Linked DNA regions of Homo sapiens: region 1 is linked to region 2. Evidence: chromatin contacts called from ENCODE Hi-C data. All regions are on one chromosome and are shown on one strand. Each heading gives the region's core, a stretch centred on a gene start or an enhancer-like site at or near the end of the contact. The rest is flanking DNA. Distances are from core to core; before and after follow the strand shown.

Region 1 (3,681 bases), core at 6-2,505, 2.0 Mb after region 2:
TTTGACAAAGCAGTCATGATAAGCCGAATCTACTTTCCCAAGTACATAGCTACAACATTAGATTCTTTTGCTTTCTCTTGCTATTGTATGTTCCCCTGTTTCTGTTTCTCCTTTTGTTTTGTTGTTTTTTTTTTTTAGAGACAGAGCCTCCCTCTGTCACCCAGGCTGGAGTACAGTGGCGCCATAGCTCACTGCAGCCTCCAACTGCTGGGCTCAAGCAGTCTTCCAGCCTCAGCCTCCCAAGTACTTGGGACCACAGGCACACACCACCATGCCCAGCTAATTTTTTTCATTTTTTGTAGAGACGGGGTCTCACTGCATTGCCCAGGCTGGTCTTGAATTCCTAGCTTCAAGCAATCCTCTCACCTTGGCCTCCCAAAAGTGTTGGGATTACAAGTGTGAGCCACCGAACATGGCTTGTTTCTCCTTTTGTTAATTGCTGTAGACACGAGTTTGATTTTTAAATTTTCCCTTGTATATTCATAGAAGGTATGAGGACAGGGTACCATAAGAAACTGATGACGGTGGTCCGATGAGCACTCGCTACTTGCCTTCCTCCTGTGATGTTTGTTGTTTCATACAAAGTGTCTGTTAATCTGGTATGTTTTAAAATATATATATATATATTTTTTTTTTTTTTGAGATGGAGTTTTGTTTTTGTTGCCCAAGCTGGAATGCAATGACGCGATCTCAGCTCACTGCAACCCCTGCCTCCTGGGTTCAAGCTATTCTCCTGCCTCAGCCTCCCGAGCAGCTGGGATTATAGGTGCGCACCAGCACACCTGCCTAATTTTTTGTATTTTTAGTAGAAATGGGATTTCACCATGTTAGCTAGGCTGGTCTCGGACTCCTGACCTCAGGTGATCCACCCGCCTCAGCCTCCCAAAGTGCTGGGATTACAGCCGTGAGCCACCGTGCCCAGCCTAAAATATATTTTAAAGAAATAAGTTACATTTCAGAATGAGAATGGATGGGTCCTACTGACCATCCTCATCTTGGATTTGAAGAATGTAGAGAATCTTTAATGTGGTGGCTTTTCCCTTTTTTTTTTTCTTTTAAACATTTTTGAATCTTAGATTACTATCAAGTTCCAAGGGAGAGAGGACAGTTTCCAGGACAGGTGAATGAGCCACCAGCCATTTTTTCATGCCAGTGTGAAATGTTGAGTAAGGGAAGAAGGGGTGGCAGCTGGGGGGCTAACATTTACTGAGCAGCAAGCAAATACCAGGTGCTTTGCATTTCTTTTAACACACCACCTTAAGAGGCAGGTGCTCTCATGCCCCTTTGACAAAGGAGGAAACAGCCTCACAGGTTAGGTAGCTGATACTGTGAGGCATGCGGCTAATAAAAAGCCAGTGCCTTTTCCACACCAAGATGCTTATCATTAGGGGCCCTTTCCTCCTCTGTTAGATTTTTTTTTAGATAGTTGTGCTATTACTTGACTTGCCTATAGAATGTGAGTTTAATTCTATTATACCATAAGAATTGAGTGTGGAAGAATAGTATGTTAACTTCTCAGGCACATGTGAGTTACCAACATAAAATGTGTGTAAAATATAAAACTCATACGAAATGTACTTCTAATGAGTCAGACTTCTCAATTTTATTGTTATGTATGGAATGACTGCCAGTGGGTAAACCTGACAATCTAGTCCTTGTACAATATGCAAATGGCTAGTGTGTTATCTGGGAGGGTTTTAGTTTTTCATGACTTATCACAGGGTGACATTCCTTTAGCAAATGTCTTTAAGACCAAGATCTGGTTCTCTGTTTTACAAGGCTCAGAAACCAATGTTACCAGGAGAATACTGAGAGCTAGATGACCCATCTCAGATGAAGACTCATGGACCACACTGGTTGGCACCGCAGTGCTCTACCTGCAGGCTGACCTCTGTAGGGAGAGGCCAGTCTGTGAGGGGGGCATCAGAACATGGGGTGGTTAAATAATTGGAAGGTTTGTGGCATCCGACTAGGCTAGCCGGAAACCTGCATCTCCACAGTAGGAATCCCATTCTGGTTGTGCAGTCATCTCTGATATTCATTGGCCTGGATTCCCTACCCTGTTGTCATCTTTGTCTTGCAGCACCTCTGAGATTTTTCCCTGGCTGATCAGCCCCTCGTTTGACTGATACAGTTTTTCCTGAGCCATCTGAGTATATCTGGTCTGACGATAGGTACTGCCTATTTAGGAGTTGGCCTTGCTCTTTAAGGTAACTTTGCATGTATCTGCTGAACAGGAATACTTGTTTTTCATGAGACTCTAAAGCTCCTTTCTCCAGAACGCATGTTTAGCTATGTGTGTTCGTAATATTAAAGAGCAAAATAAAACACTCAGAGGCTATGCTCAGTTTTTATGATGATACGGAAACATTCTTCTTAGTGTTTCTTCGATGGTTTGAGTGTATTGTTGTTCCCAGTGAACAGTGAAGACTTGATTTGTTTAATTTTTACTCTTCTAATGCTTCTTATTCATGAGCACTTATAACCCAATCCAAAGTCTGTCAAGTGGAGAACGCACAACCCTGGCTTTCTGGATTCGCCGAGAACACTTCCAAATGCACCTTTAGCTGCTGCACCTGACGAGTGTCATGCCCCACTGTCCCCACATCCTCTCCTGACCAGCTGAGTGGATTACACTTTAGAGCTTCGGCCCTGGTGGATCCAGCTTCTAACCCCAGGCTCCGGCCTCTGCCTGATACTGCGTGCACCCCAGCCACAACCTTGGCCTGCCCCCTGCCCTTCAGCCCCGGCTCTCACTTTCTCTCCCTCTTTTTTTGATTACTACTCCCTTTCCTTCCTCTTCAGGACAAATAAGCAGTAGAGGAAGTTACTGTCTTTTGTTGTTTTATTAGGAACTGACTATAATTCTAAAAGACACTCCATTTTCAAGTCCAAATGGCTCAACCCATTCTCTACTGGAGTAGTTTGTTTAACAAAAATTATTATTTGCAAATAGTTATTTTTATAGATATGAAAGTAAGGAAGTAGTGTTTAAGTTAAAAGAGTATTAAAGCAGCATTTTATCATATTTGGGGAAATTCACCTCTCCACGTCCCTATCTAACCCATACATAACTGTGCTAGTCAAAGTCATGAAGAATATAAGTTAAAAGAAGTTCAAAGTAATGAAAACTTGAAGGAAAATCTGAGAGACAAATGAAAAATGCTTTCAAATGTGATACTACTGAAGATAGTAAGGTAAAATTGCCTCTCTTTTTTTAAGCTGAAACTACTTTGGCTCTGGGTATTAACTGGTTCTGTACCATAATCGGGATATATCATTCCATATGTGTATGCCTGTGAATTCGTTAATATAAATGATGATGATATTGTGGTTTATACTTTTATTTTAAATTAAAAAACCGTCTCTAATTGATGAAAGGTGCCTTTATGGTACAGTTACTTTCAAATACATCAAGCACTGCTTGGGTTGACCCTTGACTTCATGGGCATGTTGGTCTTTGACCCAGAACTGGTAAATGAACCCTGCAGGGAAATCATTAGAGAATTGGAACAATTGTGGTAGTGGGATCAGGGGTCAAACCATTACCTACCCATAGAAACTTCCGTTTCAGTTGGACTTCTTGCTTTTCTGAGAGCAGGTCATATTTTCAGGGAGAATACCAAAGAAGAATTTAGCGTACATTAGTGCTGACCTATCAGGAGAAATAAGACCGTAAGG
Region 2 (3,727 bases), core at 638-3,137:
TCAGGGCAAATGCACCAAGAGAACCAGGCATAAACCTCCTGGCATTTTTTGGCCCAGCCCTGGAAATCCTAGTGTCACGTTGGCTGTACTATATAGGTTGAAGCAGAATCGAGGTGAAGGGGGCATAGGGCTGCCCACCTCCCCTTCCTAAGAGGAGTGTCAGAGAACTTACTGACCTGTTTTAAAACACGAATAGGATCCTAGTGGAGAAAGATCCATTCTGATCTACCTGGGGCACTGCATGTAGGTAATTTCTGTGGTGTGAGTGTTACTATTCTTGTATTTGAGTCTTACTTGAAGACAGGGATAGGGGCCACTCTGGTGGGGTAGGAGCCACTTCACAGCCTCTTACCCCCACCCCCAACCATGTTCCCCACCACACGTGTTGGGACTAATGGCTTGCTTGTGTACAGGCAAGATCAGAAGCAAGCTGTGTCACCATCGTATTTCCAGCACTTAGCATAGTGACTTGAACAGAATAGATATTCAACAAATACTTCTTGAATTGAATGTCATTAACTAAAAAATAGTGCTAACTTTTGTATCCTTGAGTTTTGTCACTGGATACGTGAACCCTTGTGGGACTCCCAGGAAAGACTTACTCTAAACAGGAGCCAGATTGACTGATGTGATCACCAGCCTAGGGAGAGCAGTGAACAAAATGGGTATACCTTGTTCTCCTTCTAGCTGGCCATTGATTTTTTTTGGTGTTTCACATGGGCTGTTTTATAAATAACAACGGTCTTTTTGTAACTTGGCTTACAGTACTCAGTAAATACTGTGCTCCATGTGTATAGGAGTCTGTCCTTTGGGGAGGATAGACTGAAACTTGCTGTTTTCATTGTAATTAGTCATCCCTTTGTCATGAATGGCAGCTTCTCTCCCATTCTATAGTCTACTGGGTAACTCTACAGTTTTCCTTTGTTGAGTGCAGCATCTGATTCCATTAGTTCTTTGTGCAGGAACAGTGCATTAGTGTGGACGTGGGAGGCTGGTGAAAATTGTTATTTAAGGCATACCACATTATGATGTAGTCTTACCTAATGCCTTGGAATAAGAGTCACAGAATGGTTTGTTCATTATGTCTGAAATCTCTACGGGCCCTGAGTGATGAGATAATAAGTAATCCACCTGTAAATGGAGACTCTGGAGGGCCCAGTTAGATCCTACAAACCTGGGTCACAGGAGGGGTTAAGGGAGATGGGAGTTACATTTCTCACTCCCAGTCCTGGAAAACATCCCACTTTCTGTATTGTTTTCTTACAAACATTGAGTCGAATCTCTGAATTGATAAGCTGCCTAGCTGATAACGAGGCTAAAGTAAACCCAGCAACTTTAAAACATGTTTTAAATTCAGGGAGATGGTGGCTACAAAGAAGATACAATTTGAAGAAGGCATGAATTTGAGAGAAAATTTTTAGTAACAAATGCATTCTACTTACGTAGAGGTGGGAGGCATGTTTGAAGGGCACAGGGTAAGTAGTAACTTTCTCTTTCCTTCCCCACCTTTTCTCATTGACCTGCATTGACAGTTGTGCTGCGTACTGTGGGCTTGCACACTGGTTCACCTGACAATGAAAGTTTTATAAACTCTGGGCACTCTGAACTTCACCCAGTCCTTGGCAGTAGGCTTCTAGATTGACTAATCATGTAGTATTTCTTAGATGTGGCCATTAAAAAAAAAAACAACTTTGTGATGTAGTTGAAGGTCTGGATTATATTCAGCTTTCGAGTAGGACATGGGGCAGAATCCCTAGCACTGTAAAAATAAAACCACTTTTCATCACAAAGCTCAAGGGAAAAGAATGTAAGGTGTGTTCATGTTAAATTAAAATTACACTGATGTCATGGTGCAAACAGGCAGCTCCAAGGCTGCGGGACTGGCTGGTTTTCATGCTGATAAAAGCATGAGCCATCAGTCTTGATTGATGACTCTGTCCACACGTGGCACCTATGTGCTGTGAGAGATACAAGCACTCTTTGTGTAAGCAAAAGCATAGCATTGCTTGAGTTTTATTATAGATATAGTTTACCTAGCACCACCTTGGATCTCATAGACTCACATACTCAAGGTGCCCTGTTTGATCTTTCTGTGGTCACAAGATATTGCAGTCCCGGCCCACTGCAAATTCTCCCTTAAAATGGGACTTTCCCTGGCAGCGAAGCCCAGTCTCCACTGTTGAAAGAATAGCCACTTGCTGGATTGCAGTCCAGCTCAGGGAAGCTTCATTGTTCACGTGGCACTGGAGCATGTGAGGAACGCAGAGAGGGTCCTGAGGAAGGCGCTGAGATCCAAGGAAGAGCATTCTTGGAACCAGTAACTTGTCATTGCTGGAAACAGAGCTGTTGTAGCTGTTTGGAGATCTGAGTTCTAGTCTTAGCTCTTTCCCGCTGTCTACATGAGAGGTCTACTTGATCTTTACTGGACTTCACTTTCTTCATCTGCAAAGTGAACAGGGATGAAGTCAATGTGCTCTAAGCTTAAATATTCTATAATCCTGCTTAAAATCATTTCCATCCAAAATGACCTGTAGTTGGCCGGGCACGGCGACTTACACCTGTAATCCCAGCACTTTGGAAGGCTGAGGCGGGTGGATCACCTGAGGTCAGGAGTTCGAGACCAGCCTGACCAACATGGCAAAACCCCATCTCTACTAAAAATACAAAAATTAGACAAGTGTGGTGGCGTGCACCTGTAATCCCGGCTACTCAGGAGGCTGAGGCGGGAGAATTGCTTGAACCTAGGAGGCAGAGGTTGCAGTGAGCTGAGATCGCGCCACTGTACTCCAGCCTGGGCAACAGAGTGAGGCTCCATCTTGGAAAAAAAAAAAAAAAACCCCAACAAAAACCACCAAAATGACCAGTAGTTAAGCTGCAGCTTCCTCTTTAACTCAAGTTATGGCGATATGATGGAAAAGCAAGCCAAGCCACATATTAATCACGTTGTATTAGCAATTTGACGAATCAGTTATTTCATGAACACATTTATTAAGCACCCATGAGTAAGGAATTGTGTCAGGCACCAGGGAAACAAAGTACTTCACTTTCAAAGCAGTTCTAGTAAAGGGGAAAGGTAAGTGAGTTCTAGTAAAGGAGACAAATGAGTGAAAAAGAAATAATTGCGAGGCAATTGCCTATATCAGAAAGAGTGGTGAGGTGAAGGAGGGAGCAATAACCCTGTGAGGTTCGGGGTATGATGGTAGGTGATCAGAGGAAGAGACACTTAAGCTGGGTCTTGAGGGGCAATTAGGAGTTCTCCAGGGAGGTGTTCCCTGTAGAGAACAGTATATGCAAAGGCATAGAAACCAAAAAACATGAAATCACATGGTATTTGGAATGAACATGTGGAAAGTTCTGTTATGTAACAGATGCTTGAGATCCAACATTATTATCATTGGAAACATTAAAATATGGCAGATCTTATATTTTATAGTTTTCAGTTAGTAAATCATTTATGAGGCCATCAGTAAAATATTACAAGTCTTGGTTTTTAAAGATTGTCAGTATGATGTATTTAGACAGAGCCTAGTGAAGCTTGATTCAGTATTCTTTTCTTATCATTTGAAAATATTTTTTTCGGCTGGGTGCAGTGGCTCACGCCTGTAATTCCAGCACTTTGGGAGGCTGACGCAGGTGGATCACTTGAGCTCAGGAGTTCGAGACCAGCCTGGCCAACATGGTGAAACCCTGTCTCTACTACAAATACAAAAATTAGCCAGGCGTGGTG

What was found. Hi-C counts contacts between places; a loop is a spot of excess contacts on that map. Pooled maps may share reads with other maps.
Region 1: a map with no recorded cell type shows a loop between it and region 2 (4-fold over the local background). The contact joins two enhancer-like sites. A Hi-C loop is called at or near these places in 2 of 37 single-sample maps with no recorded cell type and 1 of 50 pooled maps.

What each region holds. Positions count from the first base shown.
Region 1 is chr6:157,062,081-157,065,761 of GRCh38, forward strand. All of the region lies in intron 4 of ARID1B (AT-rich interaction domain 1B), which reads left to right. Among named protein-coding and RNA genes, the nearest start is that of TMEM242, 260 kb to the right of the region's middle. Within about 2 kb of position 1,256, at least 2 of the 41 ENCODE cell types and tissues checked have a DNase peak (open chromatin) inside an H3K27ac peak, as active enhancers do.
Region 2 is chr6:155,083,889-155,087,615 of GRCh38, forward strand. The region is part of intron 1 of TIAM2 (TIAM Rac1 associated GEF 2); the gene reads left to right. Among named protein-coding and RNA genes, the nearest start is that of TIAM2, 90 kb to the left of the region's middle. Within about 2 kb of position 1,888, at least 4 of the 41 ENCODE cell types and tissues checked have a DNase peak (open chromatin) inside an H3K27ac peak, as active enhancers do.